Regions from separate parts of the Homo sapiens genome. Here regions 1 and 2 are each linked to region 3. A link is a loop called in an ENCODE intact Hi-C map of the cell type or tissue named here. Cell type or tissue: endothelial cell of umbilical vein. All regions are shown on one strand. Region 1 has its middle 310 kb from the start of PRR16. Region 2 has its middle 76 kb from the start of PRR16. Region 3 overlaps LOC124901054 (a long non-coding RNA gene).

Region 1 (8,000 bases), 290 kb before region 3:
CTGAGAAGTGAGGAGCCCCTCTGCCCGGCAGCCGCCCCGTCTGGGAAGTGAGGAGCGTCTCCGCCCAGCAGCCACCCCGTCTGGGAGGTGTACCCAACAGCTCATTGAGAACAGGCCATGATGATGATGGCGGTTTTGTCGAATAGAAAAGGGGGAAATGTGGGGAAAAGATAGAGAAATCAGATTGTTGCTGTGTCTGTGTAGAAAGAAGTAGACATGGGAGACTCCATTTTGTTCTGTACTAAGAAAAATTCTTCTGCCTTGGGATGCTGTTAATCTATAACCTTATCCCCAACCCCATGCTCTCTGAAACATGTGCTGTGTCCATTCAGGGTTAAATGGATTAAGGGCGGTGCAAGATGTGCTTTGTTAAACAGATGCTTGAAGGCAGCGTGCTCAAAAAAAAAAAAAAAAAAAAAAAAAGAGTCATCACCACTGCCTAATCTCAAGTACCCAGGGACACAAACACTGCGGAAGGCCTCAGGGTCCTCTGCCTAGGAAAACCAGAGACCTTTGTTCACTTGTTTATCTGTTGACCTTCCCTCCACTATTGTCCTATGACCCTGCCAAATCCCCCTCTGTGAGAAACACCCAAGAATGATCAATAAATACTAAAAAAAAAAAAAAAAATAACTTGAATAAAAAAATATATAAAAAATAAATAAACAAATAAAATATTTTTCTGATTACACACACACAAAAAAAAATAGGTAACTATTGAAAATATTTTTTAAAAAGAATGCTTCTCTTATGGAAGGCTCTATACTAATTTTTAATTATGGTATTTTCCATAAAAATTTGTTCATATATGGTTATCATGACTAAGCATACTATTTTTTCTAAACGTTCTCCCCATTTTGTTCTTTTTGTTTAATACATCACAATTAAATGGAATCAGATAATAAAATCATTATAGGACTTTTAAAAGACATGACTAAGTGAGATTTCTGAACATCATATTCAATAGTTTCAGATCAACTGTGCATATTCTTATTGACCTATATCTCCTTTAATTAGCTGAAAGTATTACCTAGATGTTACTCTTGGAAATTCAGGTATTCACAAAATTGTGTGAATGTTAAAGACTAACATGGAAGAAAACTGTTATGTCCACCCAAAGAAAATTTTAACATTACTCTAATGAAGTTTAAGCTTCAGGGAACGTCACTTGCAAGGCTTCCTTCCAAGATCCTATGCCTTAATTGTTTTTGTAATTTTATATTTTTTCTAAAGAGGATCCCCCAAATTGTATACAAAATATATATTTTGTAGGATTATGATACACACATATATATAATAACTTAGATCTCTGAGTCTACTTTCTGCAACTAGTTCTAATCATGTGGGTATAGACTCATTCTGTCATGTCAGATATAGATAGAAGCTTTAGCTTCAAAAAGAAAATAGTACAAATGGATAACCAAGACTAAGAATGTGTATAAAAATGCTTTAATTATTTCTTTAATAAAAATAGGAAAAAAATTATAATTTCCCCTCTGTGGTCTTAGTATTGGTGAGAGACTAAACATGGAATTAAATAAAATATTTAAAAAATTTCTGATACTGCATATTCTCACTTATACATGGGAGTTAAATGATGAGAACACACGGACACATAGAGGGGAACAACAGATCCTGGGGCCTACCTGAGGGTGAAGGGTGAGAGGAGAGAAAGGATCAGGGAAAATAACTAATGGGTGCCAGGCTTAATACCTGGGTGACAAAATAATCTGTACAACAAACCCCATGACACAAGTTTATCTGTATAACAGACCTGTACATGTACCCCTGAACTTAAAAAAAAAAACATTTATTTTCTGTGCAGAGTGAGTGTTGCTATTAATTATGACTTGATGAGTTTTCTTAGCACTCTTTATGTAACAATTACATTCCATTAAATTGGGAGATTCCCTCCCCTATTTAAACAATACACAGGCAATTATGCATGTATTATATATGTGGCATTCTCAAGTAAGGTTTTGAGTAAAATTTGTATGATATTAATTACCCATGTCTACAAGTTGTTTGGCAATAATCTTAAAAAAATTATAACACAGTTTTAATTTAAATAACTCATTTTCTAGACATGAAGAATGAAAAAAATTAAATTTGAATGGGCAACTTAGAAGCATTTAAATATATATATGCATACAAATTATATAATTTCCAAAATTTTCTGGAATTGAGAGAAAATGAAAAATATAGAACCAGAGTATTTTCAAATGGTGCTGCTTCATAGAATATATACTATAAAATATTTTCAAATTTTTGAACTTTTAAATGTTCATTTATAATACAACTCTTGCAATAAATAAAATATTGGCCAAATAATTGATAACAGAAAGTAAAATTATTGCATAATTTTTGTGTACGAAATCCTGACAATAATTTTTATATTTTAAAGCATTGTTAATTTGATGTTGGCTAAAAATAGAATGAATGATATAGACAGCATTTAGCATGTACTATAAGATAATGATGTTTTAACATACAAAAGAGCCATGAAGTAGACAAAAGGCTAGGTTTCTTACAAGAAAAGAAATAGAATAGAATAAGCTTAAAATATATAGTTCAGTAAAAAAATAAGCACACAGCACTAATTGTGCTACTCTATTGCACTTTTATTAGTTAGGATTCACTTGACTATAAATTATAGAAATCTAACTCAAATAAAATGGAAATTTGTCTTACAATTCAGAAGTCTCACCAACCATAGACCAGAGATTTTAGTTTCTCATTGCTCTTTCTCTCTGTAAGATAGCCTAATGTTCTCAGACTATCTCTCCCATCAGAGTGTCTGAAAGAAGCAATACACTCACATATTTTCAGCTTCAGTACCCCAGTCCAAATTTTCAAAATATCTGGAAAGAGATCTGGCCAACCTGGGTCATCATTCGTCCTTGAAATGACAGCAGCCAGGAGTAGAGTGCTGTAAGTGACATATAATGGGCTGAATCTTTACTCGCAGCACAAATTACTGTGTGCACAGAGATTTCACATTTTTTAGAAAGCACTGTTTCTTTTTTATCACATGGCTAAGGAGACAAAAAGAACAATGTTCTAAAAAAGATGTCTCTCATGTCTAATTAAATTCTTTTAGATTTTCTTGAAAATATATTAAGGGACCCTGAATATTTTAAGTATAGATTTTCAAACAGGAGCAAATTTTAAAGTTCACCTAATCGTACTGTATGATTGATGCCACAAGAGGGATGAGTAGTAACACTTTAGACTAGAACCCAATTTCCTTTACTTATAGGACCTTGACTTGTCTATGACATTAAGCTGCAAAACCAGTCTCAAAATATGATCACATAGAGAGTTAAGGAGGTGTAAATAGAAGTACAGCAAAGAGAAACAGAGAATGAAGTCTTGCTTGTAGATAATGCCACTATTAATATAGAGGGCTAAGAAGGATTTCTGTGGATGGTTTTTTAAAAAGAATTTAAAGGCTCACTTCTGCCAGAAAAGCCTAATGTAAATATACTTTTAAAATGTTTTCCCCCTTGACATTCAAGTGATTTATTTAAATGGATGTCTTTCCCTAGCACTTCTATGTTTATCAGAAGAGCCAACATATACCTTCTACTTATGATTTAAGACTGGAATCAATTACTTTCTAAAGTGAATACTGAAAGAAAAGAATATATGGGACTCTAAGGACAAATAGTTCTTTCAAACCATGCTATAGTTAACATCTGTGGTCTTCTCCCTCAATTTTATGTGTTCTTATTTAACTAGCAGTGATTTCCCTCAGGTCTCAAGTAAGCTAGTTACCCTACCATTGCTTCCTGCCAGGAAGGTGATTTAGAAGACATGTTCAGTGCTTAGGCTGGACCCATCCCTTTCAATGCCCTGAGCAGTAGGAGAGCACCAGATTAGTGTAGGAAGTGAGAGGCCTAATTGTTGGGGACATTTTTAGGGCACTGAGGCCATGTGGCTATGATAAGAAAACAGTCTGTATAACCAGACTGGTTCCTTTATTGACTCTAAGCATATCATGTGTATCCATTCCTTTTTAATTTGTTTACCATTCGTGTCCTGTTTTGAATCTTTTAAAACTCATCATGCCCATCCTTTGAATCTCAACTGAAGGTCTATTTCCCATATGATTCCCTTCCAAACACTGTAGGCCACACTCGAGTATGGATGTGGATAGATTCAAGTGTTGACCGTGTCTCCTGTTTTAAGTTTCAGTTTGTTGTAGTTGCTGAACTAAGACTATTTTTTGATCCATTAACTGATTCACTCATTTATTCTATAAATATTTGTTCAGTGCCCATTGTGTTCCAGGCATTGTTCTGAATGTTGGACATGGACTTTAGTCATTTATATATACCATAATGATTTATAAATACAATAGACAGTCAACACCTCTTGAATGATTGAAGTAATAAATAGTCCCCCCTTGTCTAGTTTCACTTTCTGAGGTTTCCATTACTCATGGTCAGCCACAGTTCACAAATTTTAAATGGAAAATTATAGCAATAAACAGTTCGTAAGTTTTAAATTCCACCCCATTCTGAGTAATGTGATGAAATCTCACATCTTCCTGCTCAGGATGTGAATCATTCCTTTGTCCAGTGTATCTAGACTGTCTGAGTGACCCAGCTGTTAGTCGCTTAGGAGCCATCTTGGTCATGAGACCCACTTTAACAGTGTCACAGTGCCTGTATTCAAATAAGCCTTATTTTACTTAATAATGGACCCAAAGTGAGAGGAGTGGTGCTGGCAATTCAGATATGCCAAAGAGAAGCTGTAAAGTGTTTCCTTTAAGTGAAAAGGTAAAAATTATTGATTTAAAAAGAAAAGAAAAAAATTGTATCCTGAGGTTGGTGAGATGTATGGTAAAAATGAATCTTCTGTCCATGAAATTGTGAAGGAAAAATAAATTGGTGCTATTTTTGCCACAAACTGCAGAAAAGTTAAGCCACAGTGAATCTTAAGTGCTCAGTTAAGATGCAAAAGATACTAAACTTGAGAGTAGCAGACATGAACAGAAACACATTCCGCTTGATGGCAATCAGGTTTAGTTCTATCAGACGTTTCAGGAATCTACTGAGGTTCTTGAAACATATCACTTGTGGATAAGCGGGGACTGCTGTTGTAAATAAATGAGAAAAGGAATACACAGAAATAGAATCCACTGTGGTATGGGAAGAAAAAATTGTTTATTAATTCAAAGCAAGTAGAAAATCCACGAACTATATTATTATGACATTCTGATAGAAGGAACTCACACCAAAACCTGGCACCAAGGCAAAATATTTTATGAGAAAACTTAAGGCCTGAAATAGTGCTTTTTCAAACGAGTTCTGGAATCAGTTTCCCTTTACTAGAAGGAAAGAGTGTTTTAATTCCATGAATATATTTAAAAACTTTCAAACCTTGCCTCTACACACTATATATTTAGGGTAGAGAAGATTAAGTACTACCCTTTACTTTCATCCAATAAATGTGTGAATCTTTACATTTCTTCAAATTTCTGTGAAGTCAACTCTGCTTAAGAATCACCAAGATAACTCTTTGTTTATAGGGATTCTTGCTGGGATCTTTTCCAAAATAAGGAATTCTTCTGTAATGTAAATTTCTCTAAGTCTTATCCATATTTCTCAAATCGTAGGAATTCTGTGCTAACAGTGTTAGCCAGCAACATGCAAAGCTGTTTGGCAGCCATGGTGAGGACGGCAAGTGGAACAGCAGTTTTGCATTTCATCATAAGCCATTGCATGGGGCCATAGTTAAGTATAACTTCTGGGGTCTTATTGCCTCAGCCTAAATCCTGGTCCAACATTTCCCAAAATGTGATTGAGAAGAAGGTTTTCATTTTTCCTATTTCTGTCTCAATGTCCAAAGGTATATAATTGGGAAAATAATTATACCTGACAGTAGACCGTTTAATAGCTCAGGTGGACTATTATATAGGTTTTGTACAAACATTAACGATTGATCTGAAAATAGGACAGCTATGTACAAAGTTTGAAGAACCTCAGGGAGTACATGCAGATTATGCTGTCTTACCCAACATTACAATTTAGAGGAGGAACTGTAATGTATGGAACATTAATAAATCTATAGGTGAATGGCTATGAAAGTAGTACTTTAAAATTTTGATGTATAGTATATTTTTAGCTCCTCTCACCAAAAACTCCTGAACAAGATAAATTCATTTCTTTCTCATATGATGGTTCAAGGCAGGTGTTACTTGGGGACAGGAACAACTCTCTTCCTTGCTATCTGTCACACAGAAACTCACATTGATGAAAACTCTGATGAGGTATCCAAGGATAGCATGATAATCTTATTTCAGTGATCTGTAGTGTAAAGATTTAGGGATGTTTTCATTGGTTAAACCCCAAAATAGCACATATCACTTCAACTTCATCACATGGACAGACCATAATAAAAGGAATTATTAAAAATACTGTCTAATTTTGTGCACTTGAAGAAGAGAATGTAGTTTTCATTGTGATTGTCTTGTTTTTGTAAACAGCAAGCAGTTTCTGCCACAGTTTGCCCCTCTGGTCATGAAATATTAATATTAATTTGTAGCCTTTTTCCTATATTTAAAGCAGAAGACTCTTGTAGCCTTTTTCCTATGTTTAAAGCAGAAGACTCTTCTTCTCTTCAAGTGAGGGAAACTAAAACCCCATGTCACACCTGCACCAATTTTAAAATCAAATATTTCAAAAGTATTTGGAAGATGCTCAGTTCTATTGATCAAGACCAGTGTGTATTCTTGTGTTTTGATTCCCAGGAACTAAAAGTCAGCATACACTAGTGAAGCAAGTATATAACAACCATAAAAAAGCCCATTCTGAAAATGGATGAATGGGAAACTCATGGCAGGCACTCTCACAGAGCAATGTTGAACTCCTTCTGGGAAGGTATTTCTAAAACTTTTCTGCGATGGCAGTGGAGGAAATTTAATGGTTAGATCTGAAGTCAGCATTCTGGAAGGAATCCTTGTCTATTGATCTCTATGAACACCAGTGCTATCCTTTTAGAGGGTCTTTCTTGTATATTTTCTTCTACAGACATCTTTGAAGTGGGGACTGGGGAGTATTGCTCTCCTGGGAAGCTGCATAGCTTTTAAAGCCCAATTTTTTAACGGCATCATTGTGGTACAATTGATATATTAAAAAAACTGCACATTTATTTTTATCTTAAAAAATGTTTAAGTTGGCCGGGTGCGGTGGCTCACCCCTGTAATCCCAGAACTTTGGGAGGTTGAGGTGGGTGGATCACAAGGTCAGGAGTTCGAGACCAGCCTGGCCAATATGGTGAAACCCCGTCTCTACTAAAAATACAAAAAAATTAGCCGGGCATGGTGGCACATGCCTGTAATCCCAGCTACTTGGGAGGCTGAGGCAGGAGAATTGCTTGAATCCAGGAGGCAGAGGTTGCAGTTAGCTGAGATCGTGCCACTGCACTCCAGCCTGGGTGACAGAGCGAGACTCCATCTCAAAAAATAAATAAATAAAATGTTTAAGTTGAAAAATGAAAATTATATAAAGTATACAATATGTTTTTTCAAAATATATATACATTGTGAAATGGCTACATCGGGCTAATATATATTGCTTCGCATACTTTATGGCACACGTTTAATATATTCAATTTGATAATTTGATGAGTCTGGATATATGCATACACTTGTGATATCATTATCACAATCAAGTATTAAACATACTTTTTTTTTTTTTTTTTTACAAAACTTCAAAAATTTTCCTGTGCTCTTTTCTGTTTTTTTTTTATTTTTCTTTCTTTTTTTATGCTAAGAACAAATAACACAAGATCTACCCCAACAAAGTTTTAAATGCATAACATCATATTGTTAACTGTAGACCCTACATTGTACAGTAGATAAATGGAACTTGTTTGTTTTGTGTAACTGAGACTTTATACCTATTGAGCAACAGCTCTCCATTTCCCTCTCCTACCAGCCCCTGGCAACCACTATTCTATTCTCTGCTTCTATGAGTTTGATTATGTAATAT
Region 2 (8,000 bases), 58 kb before region 3:
ACTGACATTGTTTTCAACCAAGTAATTGAATAATGATATATCTTGCCTATAATTTATATCCTCTGCTTCACATTTATTAACAACTATTGCAGTTCTTTAGGAGATTTCTTCTTCATATTTTTTGCCCATTTTTTTCATTAATGTGTCCTAAATAGTTACAATATTAATAAAAATTCATAGCTACCAATTATTGGGTACTTTACATTACAGGTACTTTCTAAGTACTTTATGTGTACCTAATCATCACACTCTCAAAACTTTCCTAATATGAAAATAGTATTAAATTTATCCCCACTTGACAAATAGGTGGAAGATTCAAGGTTTGAAGCCAAGAAGTTTGGCTTCAGCGTCTACCTTTATATCCCTCATATAATGTTGTCCACCTTTATTTTTGTGTTTATGCCTCTTTATACAAGAAAGGTATTAATACTTTAGGTATGGAGCAGATAATTTTTTCTCAGTTAATTATATTCTTTGAATTATGTTTCTGATCCTTTAATAAAAACACATTTAGTCCTTCTTAAGTTCTATCTCTCTCTCTCTCTCTCTCTCTCTCTCTCTCTAATCTTGGTTTTCTGCTTAGAATGGCTCTCCCAGGTTACATTCCCCAGGTTACATTGTACATACACACATGCATTATAGAAATACATGTAGTATTTTTATTTTTACTCATTTTTTTCTCGAGTTTTTAATTCAGCTTCTCATTTCTCTCTCTTTTCTTTTTTGGAGATGAACTCTCGCTCTGTGGCCAAGGCTGGAGTTCAGTGGCACAATTTCAGCTCACTGCAACCTCCATTTCCCGGGTTCAAATGATTCTCCTGCCTCAGCCTCCCAAGCAGCTGGGATTACAGGCACCTGCCAACATGCCCAGATACTTTTTTTTATTTTTTATTTTTTGTATTTCTAGGAGAGACGGAGTTTTACCGTGTTGGCCAGGCTGGTCTCAAACTCCTGACCTCAGATGATCTGCCTGCCTCGTCCTCCCAAAGTGCTGGGATTACAGGTGTGAGCCACCATGCCCAGCCAGCAGGTGATAGATTTCAACAAATTTTTTGTTAAATGGAAAGTGGATGATGACTTTTGAAATGAGGATGACTCAACCTGGAGCCAAATCTGCATGTTTCATTGTGGTTATTTACAGATATGATATCAAGGCTAATAAATCAAGAAATAGGGATGTAAGTAAATTGTAGTTATGAAGTTAATCAGCAGGAGAATTAAAATAGGAAAATATAAAAGTAAGTCTCTGTGAGGAGTGGGAAAAATATGGCTAAAAACTGTTGCTTTTTATTATAATCCAGAATTACTTTATATTTTATCATGTGCATGTACCACTTCCATACAACTTTTTAAAACTTAAACTTGGGTAACAGAATTTCATTTTAGCATAAAGATGAGGCACAAACATTTCCTTTATAAAGAAATGATTATTTTTTTAAATCCATTCTTTCTATATCAAACTGAAATGTCAACCTTATTTATATCGTTTATGGACTAATTTTTGATTTTTTAAATCAGATCATTGTACCTATTATTAATGCACAATGCCATTTTATATTCTATAAACAATTCTTTTTTTATGGAATTCTTCTCAACAATTTTGATATTTTTATTTGTTTAATTCCCTAGAAACCAAGTATCAAAAAAGAAAGCAAGAAATGTGAGTAATGACAGAGGAAAACTGTAGCTCATATTGGCTTAGGGAAAAACACACACATGTAATTCATTGAACAGAAGTGCCTATTTTCAAAACACTGGTTGTCCAGGGTTAAAGTTTGTCATTGTTTCTGCAGAGAAACTGACCTCCAGAGCCCATCAGACATTATCTTTGTTCTTGGCCTTTCTTGGTTAATTTTTTTTAAAAGGGCTCAGTAGTTTCTTCTATATATTTCAAATATTTAGTCATAATATATAACCAAGACTTTAAAGTGTAGATCTTCAGATTACTAAGATTGATCTGTGTGCCTTTGTATCTGTGTGACATTTACTCATATGTGTTTACATGTGCTTATAAGTAAATCTAATGAACTATGATATTATTATTATTATTATTATTTTTGAGACGGAGTTTCACTCTTGTTGCCCAGGCTGGAGTGCAATGGCATGATCTCGGCTCACCGCAACCCCCGCCTCCCAGGTTCAAGTGATTCTCCTGCCTCAGCCTCCCTAGTAGCTGGGATTATAGGCATGTGCCACCACGCCTCGCTAATTTTGTATTTTTAGTAGAGATGGTGTTTCTCCATGTTGGTCAGGCTGGTCTCGAACTCCCGACCTCAGGTGATCCACCCGCCTTGGCCTCCCAAAGTGCTGGGATTACAGGCGTGAGCCACCGCGCCCGGCTATGATTATAAGTTGTTATTTTTTTCATAATCACCATTATGTTCTGTTTTGAAATGTTAGAAATTAGAATAAGAAACATTAAAATATCAAAAACATGTCTATCCCAGTTTTGCTACATCTGTGAAAATCTGTGGCTCTTATCTCCAACTGCAGGCAGAACTGAGAGGTGCTCCATGCTGCTGCCTCACTGGATCATCTGGCAGGTACTGCTGAGGCCTACTCAGTGAGTGACCACACTCAATGAGCCATCATGATGGAGGTATGGCTCAGTTTATTTGGGCTGCTGTAGCAGAATTCCATAAACTGGGTAGCTTACAAAGAACAAAAATATATTTCTCACAGTTCTGAAAGCTGAGAAGTTCAAGATGAAGGTGCTGCAGATCTTGTAAAGACCCACTTTTAGGTTCATAGAATGGCACCTCCTCACTGTATGCTCATGTGATGGAAGGAGGGAGGGTTCTTTCTGGATCCCTTTTATAAGGTTAAGAATCCCATTCACAAGGTCTCTGCCCCAAGACTGAATCACCTCCCAAAGGCCCCACCTCTTAATAACATCACTTTGGGGGATAGAATTTCAACATATGAATTTTGTTTGGGGCACAAACATTCAGACTGCAGCAAAGAGTAAAGAATGGAAAAATATGAAGATTAGTGTCTGTGGAGGGCTCACTTTCTGATTCATATTTGGCATCTTCTACCTGTGTCCTCACATGGTGGAAGGGAAGAATTCTGATCTCTTCAGACTCTTATAAAGTCACTAATACCATTTTTGAGTGCCCTGCCCTCATAACCTAATCACCTCCCAAAGACCCCTCTTGGGGATTAGGCTTTAACATACAAGTTTTGGGGAGATACAAACATTCAGTTTACAACAGGTATGAGTGTAAGGCCTCCTTCCCCAACTGGCCTGACCCAACTGGCTCAGAACTGATCTGCAGTGTGAAATCCTCCCTACCCCATCATCTTTCCTTCCCCTTCTACTTCTACAGGCTTAGATCTGCATCTTGGTTTGGAGGTTCTTTTCACCTTCTCCAACTCTCTTGCCTTTATCCTTAGCAGATGTTTTCCCAGTAAATGTTTTTCATGTCTAATCCCATCTTGGCATTTGTTTCTCAGATAACCTTAATTTACATAACCTAAAATAAATAAATCTGAAGAGATATAGTTCTATTTAATTCCCAATTCTTTTTATCTCTATTATTCATAGATGTTTTCACATTAATTGAATATTCACTCAAATCAATTTAAATCTCAGTTCTCTAGCTTAGCTTTTCCTTTCAAAATAAAGCCTTGAGGCTTTAAATTAGAATTGGTGTTTTTGCTGGGGAAATAATTCATAAGTACCTTAGACTAAGAGTATTTGTGATGACAAAGTGGAAGAGCTAGAAAAATACAATTAAAATAAACATTTTAAAATCACTTTCAGAAGTTCAATTGATACGTTTCCTAAAATTATCACAGTAGCAGCAGGTTTTCACAGATGTCAAAGTCTCAGGTCTTTGTTCCTATATGCAGTATAAAGGGTTTCAGGATTCTTCTGCCTCTTTGGTGGGGATGCTGACCATTCATTCATTAATTAGTTCACTTATTCATTAAGCAGATGTGTGTGGAATATTTTACCAGTGGGCAGGCTCTATGGTGAGTGTATTTCTCAAGTATTTATTAGATCCTAAAAACAGCTAACCTTTGCCTTCTGTTGAATTTGACAGCTGGAACACAAATTTAAGTAAATGCCAGAGTTTCACTCTAAAGATGAAGCAATTTCCTCTATTTGAAACTGTTTGTCCTTTTTGGTTCTGCACAGCTCAGTCAAAAGACATTTATACAAACTTCTAGTGGCTGATTCCCATAACCAAATTAACCACAAAATTCTACAAGAACAGGATATGATTCATACTTTGCTCAATGTCTTTATTTCTGTCAGTTTGTAAAATTTTTTTTTTCTTTTACTAGTGTTGGATGCACTAGCTCTAATGTCAGCAACAACATTTTATATGTATGCACACCTTTCTTCCTACATCTGCTCCTATGCCTGCCATGTGAAAGCCTCTGCTGTGCTCTGTAACAGTCTTCTCTGGCCAGCACTGGCACCACTTTTTTCAGTGTCCCCCAGTCTTTTTTGCATGCCTCTTCTCCTTTCCTGGCTGTCCTTTGACAATCACTATTTTTTTGGTACCTCTCCTCATCCTAAATTTTGTTTCACTGCCCAGAGATGCAAAACTTCCAGATGCTAAAGGAAAACTCCTTTAATCAAGGGACCATAACTTTCCTTCCCAGTTATCTCATGGATAGATCTCTTTCCAATAAAATTATTACTTTTTATGTTTTTGAATTTTCATTTATAATGATTTCTACTGTTGCTCTGAGAAATTGGTTAAAAATTTTGCAATAGCCGGGCATAGTGGCTCATGCCTGTAATCCCAGCACTTTGGGAGGTCAAGGTGGGCAGATCACCTGAGTTCGAGATCAGCCTGACCAACACGGTGAAATCCCATCTCTACTAAATATACAAAATTAGCCGGGTGCAGTGGCGCATTCCTGTAATCCCACTATTCAGGAGGCTGAGGCAGGAGAATTTCTTGAACACGGGAGGTGGAGGTTGCAGTGAGCTGAGATTGTGCCACTGCACTCCAGCCTGGGCAACAGGAGCGAGGCTCCATCTCAAAAAAAAAAAAAATTGCAATAACTAATTTCAGAAGACATTTTAGATACTTGAAGCCTATTTTTAGAAACATAATGTAATTTTATATTTAATTATGTATTCATATTTTAAAGAAGTATGATAGGGTGTTTAATAGAAACATTCAAGCATAAATATATACTAGGATAAACATTTCTATGGCAAATTGGATGAAAATATAATTTCATTGAGAAAAAATAATGAGCCTTTTTAATATTAAAAATAATTTGTTCATATACTGAATGATAGGTTAATCACATAATTACTATTATATTTATAATCCTTTTGGCTGTCTTTTAAAAAATAACAGTTGTATTTAAAATGGAAATAATATCCTTTTTAGCTATTGAAATATATGATACAAATTTTACATTCTAACTTTTAAAATGTATAAGAAAATACCTAGTTTTGAAAATCACCTTAGGAAGTGTCATTGTCTGTTCAGATGCTATCATAAAACCCCTTAGACTGGGTGGCTTATAAACAACAGAAATTTATTTCTCACAGATCCAGAAGCCGGGATGTCCAAGATCAATGTAGTGCAGATCTTGTAAAGACTCACTTTCAGGTTCATAGACCAGCACCTCCTCACTGTCTCTTCATGTGATGGAAGGAGGGAGGGATCTCTCTTGGGCCTCTTTTATAAAGGCACAACTTCATTGATGAGGGCTGTGCTGCAGAACTAATAACTTCCCAAAGGCCCAACTTGTTAAATACCATCACCTTGGGGGTTAGGATTTCAACATATGAATTTTGGGGTGATGCAAACATTCAGATCACAGCAGGTAGTAAAGGACTGAAAAAGGTGAAGATCTGCAAGTCTCAAATCACAGTTACTAACGCTTATGAGTATCATAGTTTTACTGTATTTTGCCTGTTTATTTTATTTTATTTTTGATAAGAGCTTCCTTCCTCCCTCCTAACAAAGTAATTTTTCTTTACCCAAGACTCTAACAACCATTCTACCATTCTTGGGAAAATATTTTTCCATTTTTTCTTAAAGACAGACTCATCACCCAATGGCGAATTTGGTTTTGTGTTTGTTTGTTTATTTTTAATGTTTGTGGGTACATAGTAGGTATATATATTTATGGTGTACATGAGATGTTTTGAAGCAGGCATACAATGTGAAATAAGCACATCATGGTACATGGGGTATCCACCCCTCAAGTAAGATCTTCACCCTTGCATGGGTAGTACTCTTGTTCCACATGCTCGTTTCTTCACGTCAGGATAATTCCTTCAAATTTTCCCCTGCCAACCCCAGTAGTTTGAGGTCACTTCATTGCTTTGAACAGCACGTAGGAGGTATACAGGTTTCCAAACTAGTTGAGAAGGAACTCCAATCTCACTTGTAGGGAGCCAGAGGATTTCATCAAAGGGAAGCTGTGACCTACAGATGAGCCACTTTCTGGGGATAGGGAAGAAACCCTCCTCATCACTCTAAAATTCTAACCTTATTTGAGCTTCCCAACACACAACTTTCCTGAAAAATCTTCTGTCAAGTGTTGCCAATCACTTATTAAGTATTAAATTTAAAGAATACACTTTGAATGTGTATCTCATTTGAACTCTCTACAGTATTTGACAAGCATGACAATTTCTTCTTTGAAATCCTGGCTTCCATCACACCTCTGTCTTAGGGTACCTGCTACTTTTCCCACTACTTTCTCTCAAGCTCCTTCATGTGCAGCTCCTTCTCTGTCTGCTCCAAAACTCTGTTTTTCTTACTCTGAACACTGTCTTTGATAATCACACTCATTGTCAGGCCTTCAGTTACCAATAGGATGTTAACAAAGCTTACATCTATGTTGTCAGCTTAGGTCTTTCAGCTGAGCTTCATTTGAATCTTACAACCTACACTCAATAGTGCTCTTTGTGTTGATGTCAATTAATGTTTTTATTAAATGTGAGTAAAATTGTTACTCCAGAAAGATATATGGTATATATCTCATGACTTCCCTATACTCTGACACAAAATCTCAAAACCTGTAGGCACATACATCTTTTTAACTAAGCATAGGAAATCTAGCCACAGTCAAGTTATTCACTCCTCAGCATTAGAACACTTCTTTAGCCCGTTGGGCTGCTTTTCTTTTCCATATAGCTATTCTCCATCTCTTTTCTAAGCCTCTGCTAGTCAGTCTCCCCACCTAAGATGCTATTCTTTCTGTACTTATATTCAAATGATCCCCCTTCTTTTGGGCTTGACTCAGTCTTTACACACACAGTGTAGTCTTTCTTAATTATTCTAATGCCCATTTATCTTACCCGTCTAGAACTCAAATAGAATGTATTAGGCAAACAAATTCATTTAGACATTAAGTCAAATACAGTCTCAAACTTATATATAACAACTTCAAGCATATTTTTTTTGATTTTGCAACTACAATACAATTATAGGCTGAATGTTTGCGTCCCTTACATTTTATGTGCTGAAACCCTACTCTCAATGTGATGTATTAGAAGGTAGGGCCTTCAGAAGGTGATTTGGTCATGGGAGTAGAGCCCTCATGAATGGGATTAGTGCCCTTTTAAGCATCCCAAGAGAGCTTGCTTCACTTTGCTCTCTGTCATATAAGGATACAACAAGAAGTCGGTATTCTGTAACCTGAAAGAGGACCCTCACTGGAACCCAACCATGCTAGCACCCTGATCTCAGACCTCCAGTATACTGATTGTGAGAAATATATCTCAGTTGTTTATAAGCTGCCCAGTCTATAGTAATTTGGTGTAGCAGCCTGAACTAACAAGACAAATACCTAAGCTTTTATGGTATGGAATTCTTTATTGGCTAACTTTTAATGCCTAGAACAATGTTATGAACATAGTAATATTTAACAAGTATTTGTTAAATAAATAGTTTTAAAAAGGCACTCATTTTCAAAGTCAGGGTATATCAAATATTGTTGGAATGACAATTGATAATGGCTAAAATGCTGAGGAAATAGGAGATTTATTTTAACTTAAGAGTCTCAGA
Region 3 (8,000 bases):
CACAATCAGCTGTTTCAGCCACCAGCCTCCCATGCAGCAACAGGGATTAGGAGATGTGAAGGGATGCTATTCCACACATACTCTTCCTTTGCCTTAGGCAGGAAGTTGGGTGCTGAGAGTTTGTGCAGATAAAGTTGGCAAAATTTTATGTCACAGACTGAAACAAGAGTTTTAATACCAAGGCTTCTGCTCCCTCTGAGACAGCTGCTGTATTCTACACAACCATCACCGTCGTTCACCGCTGGCTACCATCATGCATAGATTTTTCATTGCAAAATCTCTCCACAAAATGCTCTTTTCATTGCCTGTAATAGCTTATTTTCTTCTTTCTGTACAGCTTCAAGAAGCTGTGGGCTATACCTTTCCAACTTGCCTCTACATGTTTACAAATTATTGATCCTGTTGTCTCATGATCTGAAATTCTCTCTATATCCTTTTTTTCTAGAAGACTTCTGGAAGTTCATTAAAAACCCAAATTACCCTTTTGGAGCCTCATCTGTTCCAGGAACAACTTCTAATTCTAGTCAACCAATCCCCCTTCCCAATGCCACCAGCAAATTTGTTTTGAGAGGTTTGGAGAGGAGAGAATTGATATGAGAGACATTTAGAAGGCAGAAAGGGCAAAACTTAGTGACCAGTTGTATGTATTGTATGGTAGACTGGATGGAGTTATGGTCAATTTTCTGGATTCTGCTATAGGCACGTGGGTAGAAGACAGAGTATAGGAATTCAAGTAGGTGGGGAGAAGAGAAGAGGATTAAAAGGCTTCAGTAACTGTCATGATTATATTTCAAAATTCTTGATGTATGTTCAACTTCAAAGGGGTAGAATGAAAGTAGAGCGAACATCAGACAGAACACAGACAGAAAAGAAAAAATGCAGGCCCTAAAACAATTAAACTGGCATGGATGATACTATTCATGGGCGCCACTTGAGGTACTTGGCAGAGTTTCCATTCAAGTGATAGCATCCAAGAGTCCAGGCCAGAAAATTCTTTCTATTTTGAGAGAGAGAGCGGTTACTTAATCATGTAAAATAGGTCTATGGCTATGCTCTGTTCTTAATAAGTTCAAATACCAAGTAAGATGGACATAAGGAAATGGGAGATAAAAGATGGATATGTGATCTGGGAATGAGACAATGAAGTTTCAGAGATGGAGCAGTTCTGGCTTATTTAAGGAGAAACACAGAGGTAAAGGAGATTGGAAATATAGAACATCAACAAATTGTGAGTCTAGTGTATTGGAAAGTGCATTCTCATGGGGGTTTATATTAAACAAAATAACAGAAACAAAGCAAAGTACCAACAATAAGGCAGATTATGTAAAATTTTTCATTTGAGGTAACTACCATAAGGGGAATGAAATACATTTTTTTTTTGTGAGGAAGAAAATAAGTACGATATTCCACAGCAACCCTCTCTAATAGAATGTTCTGTAGTGGTGGAAATGCTGTATACTAGCTACTAGCCACATGTGATATTGAGCACTTGAAATATTACCAGTTTAACCAAGGAACTGAATTTTTAAAATTATTTCAGTATATTTAATTTTAATTTCAATAAGCACATTGGGCTAATGGCTATCATATTGGACTGTATAGTTCTACAGATCTGTAAGAACAATGAACTGAAAATATTAAGAGCAAGGTAGCACATTGCTGACTCTCCCACCAAAGTGGACCAAAGGATGCAAACAAACTTCATAATCTTCTCCATATATCTTTCTGGCCTTCTTACTATCTACCCTGCCCTTTTGAGAGTACAATGGCATGGAGACGAAAAAGAATAATCATGTATGGGGGCAGACTGTGTGCTATTTATAATTATAAGCTCTTGTTAACTAGGTGCTGTTGATAAATATGTGTGGTTTCAGTCTTTAGGTATGCAATTACTTCTGCCAGAATGTTCTTCAGGCTTCTGTATACAGCAGCAATATCTAGAGTTTGGTCCGTGGAACCCTGAGGGTTCTTAGGATCCCTTCAAGGGTTCCAGGAAGTCAAATATATTTTCAAAATATACTATGACATTATTTGGCTTTTTCTGTATGCTGACATGGTACTGATTTTATGCAATCCATGGTAGATTAAACAGCACCAATCAAGACAGTGGCGCAGAAATACATACATCATTATTGTAGTCTTCACAGCCAGGCACTTACAGCTTTTTTTAAAAAAGAAAATTTTATTCAAGAATGTCTTTAATGAGGCTATTAAGATTATAAATTTTATTAAATTTTGACTCAATTATTGAACTTAAAAATATGCTGTATGACAAAAGGGGAAATACAAATAAAGCACTTAGGCTGGGCATTAAAAAACAGTGGTTATTCCAAAAACACTGTGCAATTGAGTTGTGATCTGATCATCATTTTTACTCAAAGGAATAACTGAAAATTGTTATTCAGAATTGGGAGTTTGGCAGACATTTTCTGGAAAATGAACAAAGTGACCCTATCACTCCAAAAAAACAAATTATTGATGTTATACACAACCAAGGATAACATTTGAGCTTTCACAGGAAAATTTGAATATTGAAAAACTTCTATTTTCCACTGTGAGCTTGAGTGTTTCTCAGTACTTAAAGACCTTTCTGAGAATATTGGTAATGATATTAATGGATGTGATTTTTATAGTGTATAATGAAATGTGTCAAAATTTTGAAATTCTAATTCTGCATAATTCCACAAACAAATATTTTTCAAATGATCAGTATATAATGGTTTAAAGATAAACTATTAAAGTGCAGGACAGACCAATTGATTTTAATGAAACGGGCAGGGTAAAATAAGGTTACTGATACAGTTTCAGAATGCACATTACAATGAACATGTAAGAACTTACTACTACTTGAGTTTTAGTGTAATACTATTTTTAGTTATCTGAAAACACTGTTATTTTCCCTTGTTCAATTATATACCTGTATGAGGTGGGACTTTCTTTACATATGTCAAGCAAAACAATATTCTGCAACAGATATAATACAGAGCAGATATGAGAAACCAGCAGTGTTAACCAGACATTAAGAAGATTCACAAAATTGTAAAACAATGATATTCTTCAAACTCATATCACTGATTTATTTGAAAATATTGCAACTTTTTATAAAAGAAAAATATGTTTTAATGTTAGCATGCAGTGATTTTTATTTATCTGTAAGTGAATAAACAAAAATATGTTGTAAATTTTGGTTTTAATTTACAATATAGTAGATATAGGTAAATATAATGCATGTAAGCAGAAGAATTTTGGCTCCCTCAGTTACATTTAAGAGTATAAAATTGTTCTGAGACCAAAAAGTTTGAGGACCACTACTCTAGAAATATTTTATGCATTTTGCAGGACCTCAGTCTTAAAAAGCCTTTTCCTGACTCCACAGCTGCTCATTCCTTGTTCTTTGTTAGTATAGCAATTTGTGTAAATGTTACTTTGAATGTGTTCACATTGTATGAGAGAGAAACAAAGTTGGAAGCAAGCAGACAGAAACATACACAGGTGGAATTAAGCAGTGGCCCTTTGTATAAAGTGGAAACAATCACATGTTTATTAACAATAGACAGGGAAAATTAAAAGAAAATAGTGGAACAATGAAAGAGGAGAATTTGACAGGTTTATTTAAGAGTCCTAGCTGTGAAGAAGAGCCAAGGTAAAATAATTACCCATGGAAAGGAACAACTGCATTGTTATCTACACTGAGATACGTTAGTATTGATAAAAATTCAGCATTGGTGAAATGAAAACTAAGAATGGTAAGTGCTATGTTCTGAATGTTTGTGTTCCTTCCCTTTCCCCAGAATTATTTTATTGTATGCTAATCTCTAAGGTGGTGGAATTAGGAGGTAGACACTTTGGGAGATGAGATTAATGTCCTTATGAATGAGGCATTAAAGACCACTTACCCCTTCCACCATGTAAAGACACAGCTAGAATGTTCCATTTATGAACCAAAAAGTGATAATATCAGATCATTAATTATATGTAAAGAGAAATATATATTATTTCAATAATTAATTGTAGGCTCAATTTATTATAAAATACCCCCTTTCATACTGGACTATAATTTCCATAAAAGATAGGAAAAATGTGTACTTATCCATAGGGACACCCTTAACCATAGATTTCTTACAATGCCTTACCCAAGCTCGATTCATAATGCAGTAGTTGTGAATGCCTGTCAAATGAGTAAGTGTGGCTTAATCTGTGTAAAAACATAAACAGCCCAGAAACGGAAACTACTAAGTGTTTCAAACAGAGAAAATAAAATTCATGGAATTGTTTACATGGGTGATAGAAGAGCTGGTGAGTCAAAAAGGGTTGGTGAGGCAAGCCAGAGATTAACAGCAGCTGGAAGCAGGACAACCCTGGAGCAGGGACAAAGGGAAGAAATGATGATAACAAATCTATAAGGGAAGCTAGATTCCTTGCCAGGAACCATCATATCCTAGAGAGAGGGGCTGTTCTGTTATGAGCTGAGATGATACAGCCACTGCTAAAGATGTTGCCATGGTATCTAACTCTCTCCTAAGAGATGAAGAAATACTTTTGTTTCTCTCTTACTCCTCTTTTCCAGTTTTCACCATTAATAAACTTGCTCAGAGGCTGACTGGTAAAAAAAAAAAAAAAAAAAAAAAAAAAAAGCTAGCTGGCAGGAAAATGGCCTTCCTTGTGATGTAGAACAGTGGAGAAAGGGACAGGAAAATGATTACTAGAGTCATTAACAAATGCCCACTACAGTGGATCCTGTAAGCTACCTGGTAGACTGATTTCTGAGGGAGCTAACCTGCAGCCAATGGAACACAAAAATAATTCAGTATAGAAAAATTCAGAGTAGATGTCTTTTCTGACATTATTATTTCAAAAGAGAATGGAACAAAATATTTCTATTTAGAAATGAAAGTGTTATACAGGCATTAAATCTACACTTGTTCAAAAGATGTTACCAGCATGATGTATAGGAAAACATGTTTTGAGTAATTAGTGAAATGGATTATACCCATAAACAAAGAAGAAACATGGTGAGAGTAATTATTTCTGGCATGTAGAGTATGTAAGGCTGCTAGAAACACAAAACGCACAATGGCAAAAGTATTTGCTTTTACTTAAGTGGGAAACATTTACAGCTTCTGGAATATAAAACTGTGTGATCCTGAACAATCTTGTGTTTCTCGGACCTCAAATTTATGGTGCAAGTAATAAATTTCAACCATCAGAGAAAACATTCCAGACTTTTTATTTGCATGTTTTCATTAAAGAGCTAAAAGGGAAATGAGAGTAACATAGTCAATTACATAAATATGCAGGGTATTCAACAAGCAGGCTCTGTCTCTAGAATAAAGAAAATATTATCAGGGTAAAGAGGATGTTGCCTACTCTTGGTGAAACAAATTACATGTTTGTGTATCTGTAATATTGACATCAAAGGTACCCAGGAAAGAAAGTAAAACCACAAATGATATCTTATTTCTGTCTCATTGTACAATCTCCTATTAAAAAAAGGGAATGCAAGAAAAAAATGAATAAATTGAATTTATATTGCTAAGAAAATCTAGTGTTGTATTTTAAAATATCTGGGCACTTGATGCAAGCTCAGTAGGTAAATGATTAAATAAATATTTGAAGTTTTGCAGGTGGAAAATTTCTTAGACATCATCAAGTAAAATATCCTTATTGTGTAGATGAAAAATGAGACCAAAAAAGAACAAAACATATTCCAGTTTGTATGTACATAACAGTTAAAAAAGAGTTCCTTTTATTGACTCAAATGCTTGTAGTTGGTCCCAGAGCTGACATTGTAGTCAGCCAGAACTGGGAAATCATTCAGAGCTCTGCTACTTCTTCTTGTGTGATCATACACAATTAAACTATTTTGCCTCACTTTTCTCATCTGTACATAAAGATAAATGTATTACCTAACTCATAGGAGATTTGTAAAGATGAAATGAGATAATGCATATAATGCACTGAGCAGAGTACATAAGGACACAGCAGATGTTATCCTATTCTTGTTCTGCATCACTCCCTGACTTTCCATCAAGCACTGACTAGCTAAGCATTCAAGTTGAAAATACGGTCTACATCCCTATGGAGACCTATAGAGGGAGGCAGCAGTCACTCAAATGCTCTTGTAATATTTTCTTTATGACTCATTCCAATGTCTTCCCACTATCATGAAGGTATTCTTATCCAGCCTTGATTTCTTCTACCCTGATTGCTTCTATTACCCATAATAAACAGGCTACCCAAGAGCAAACTGGCCACTGCAATCTTTAGAATATTTGGACAAATTAAGCCTTTATTAAAGATGCAGTAATGAGGAGTTTCAGTAGGGACAACGCTAGGTGGCTTCTGCACTGAGGGGTGGATATGAGTGTCTGGGGCAATTCTCTGCCACACTGCTAATACAAAATAAGCCAAAAAAAAAAAAAAAAGGAGGCCATGTTTAGTAACATGATTTGTATATGATTGGTGTTCATGAAGTTCTGTTGTAATACAGTGGATCAAACGATATGTAATTGGAATTTGTGCCAGGCATGATAGGCATAATTTATCTCAAAGTCAAGGCAAACATGTCATGGGTTTTTCAAATTCTTAGCATTCATTTAGAAAAAAATATAATCAATATTATCAGTAGTCATCATAAAGGCAAAAGTAGTGTGGTCCAGGAAGATATCACTATAAAGATACTATTTTAAAACTGGCTACCAAAGGTGAGATGCAGTGGTTCACTCCTGCAATCCCAGCCCTTTGAGAGGCCAAGGCGGGTGGATCATCTGAGGTCAGGAGTTCGAGACCACCATGACCAACACGGTGAAACCCCGTCTCTACTAAAAATACAAACAAATTAGCTGGGTGTGGTGGTGGGCCCCTATAATCCCAGCTAACCAGGAGGCTGAGACAGGAGAATAGCTTAAACCTGGGAGGCAGAGGTTGCAGTGAGCCAAGATGGCACCAATGCACTCCAGCCTGGGCAACAGAGCAAGACTCTGTCTAAAAATAAATAAATAAATAAATAAAACTACCAAAATGTGAGGAAGTGCATCTTGTAGCTGTGTGAGTGAAAGAAAAGCATTTCAGTTAGAGGTCCTGAGGTGGCTGAAATACATTGCTTCAAGATTCCCCTTAGACCTCTAGGCCTGTGGATTGGTCTACTCTGCCTTGTGAGAAGGTAATGGTACCCATTGTTTGAAGACTCTGTAGAGGCCTTAAATGTAACAAGTACCTACCCTTCCTGCCACCAGACCAATAATTTTGTCATATCTGAGAATAAGCTGAATGGGGAAGAGCTCCCCATGTGAAAGGAGAAGAGGAATTTTATACCAAAGGAACCATCAGATCTGGTTAAAATGTATAATACGTACCCAAAGTAATTGGTAGGTATGACTGGGAATATATATTGAAGGTACTGAACCAGAAATCACAAGAATATAATTATGAACATGAAAGAGTTTTCCATTTGGAGTCCATCCACCATGCCAGGAATTAAGACCCACACACAGGCCTTTGGAGATGATTTTAATATACTTCCTGGATGACTCTTAGAAACTTGGAAAAGGCAGTGACCTACATGGAGTTGGAAATAGCAGAACTGCTGTGGAAGAATACGCAAGAATGGATCAAAAGTCTCAGAGAAGAGCCTATGCTAGAATGAATATTTCTAAGACTCAAAGACACACCAGCTGAATATGTCAAAGCAATAAAGGATGCACTGGCAAAAGAAGCACCAGAATTCCTGAATGCCTTAGTAATGGTTGTCCTGTGTATGACAGGGCTGACCGTGGGAGATTCTGTCACTTCCCCTTAACAGTGGGGGTGAGAGAATCTCAGAATAGCAACAGCCAGGGAGAAGTCCTTAATCATTAGAAGTAAAGTGGGTGTAATGATCATAATGGGCATCTAAGTTAGAATGGTAGCCCTGAAATATCTCATATCTGACCCAGAAGATGACACATAAAGCACGATATACCAGAGGTACCCAACAGGAATATTGATTGTATATAGCTACA

Evidence for each region. A loop is a pair of places that touch in the nucleus more often than their neighbours do. Peaks named below come from ENCODE experiments on the same cell type or tissue, not always from the same donor. Only the 100,000 strongest peaks of a DNase experiment are listed, where the experiment ranks them.
Region 1: it touches region 3 in a loop (9-fold over the local background); 13 of 110 quality-filtered maps call a loop at or near these places.
Region 2: a loop joins it to region 3, with 5 times the contacts of the local background. A loop is called at or near these places in 9 of 110 quality-filtered maps.

The regions. Positions count from the first base shown.
Region 1 is chr5:120,148,117-120,156,116 of GRCh38, forward strand. No RefSeq gene overlaps it. Among named protein-coding and RNA genes, the nearest start is that of PRR16, 310 kb to the right of the region's middle. In endothelial cell of umbilical vein, no CTCF peak of the experiment used is centred here; a DNase peak (open chromatin) is centred at 4,485; H3K27ac peaks cover 1,692 bases.
Region 2 is chr5:120,384,329-120,392,328 of GRCh38, forward strand. No RefSeq gene overlaps it. Among named protein-coding and RNA genes, the nearest start is that of PRR16, 76 kb to the right of the region's middle. In endothelial cell of umbilical vein, no CTCF peak of the experiment used is centred here; a DNase peak (open chromatin) is centred at 4,153.
Region 3 is chr5:120,441,934-120,449,933 of GRCh38, forward strand. All of the region lies in intron 1 of LOC124901054 (a long non-coding RNA gene), which reads left to right. Among named protein-coding and RNA genes, the nearest start is that of PRR16, 18 kb to the right of the region's middle. In endothelial cell of umbilical vein, no CTCF peak of the experiment used is centred here; DNase peaks (open chromatin) are centred at 4,308 and 6,018; H3K27ac peaks cover 2,476 bases.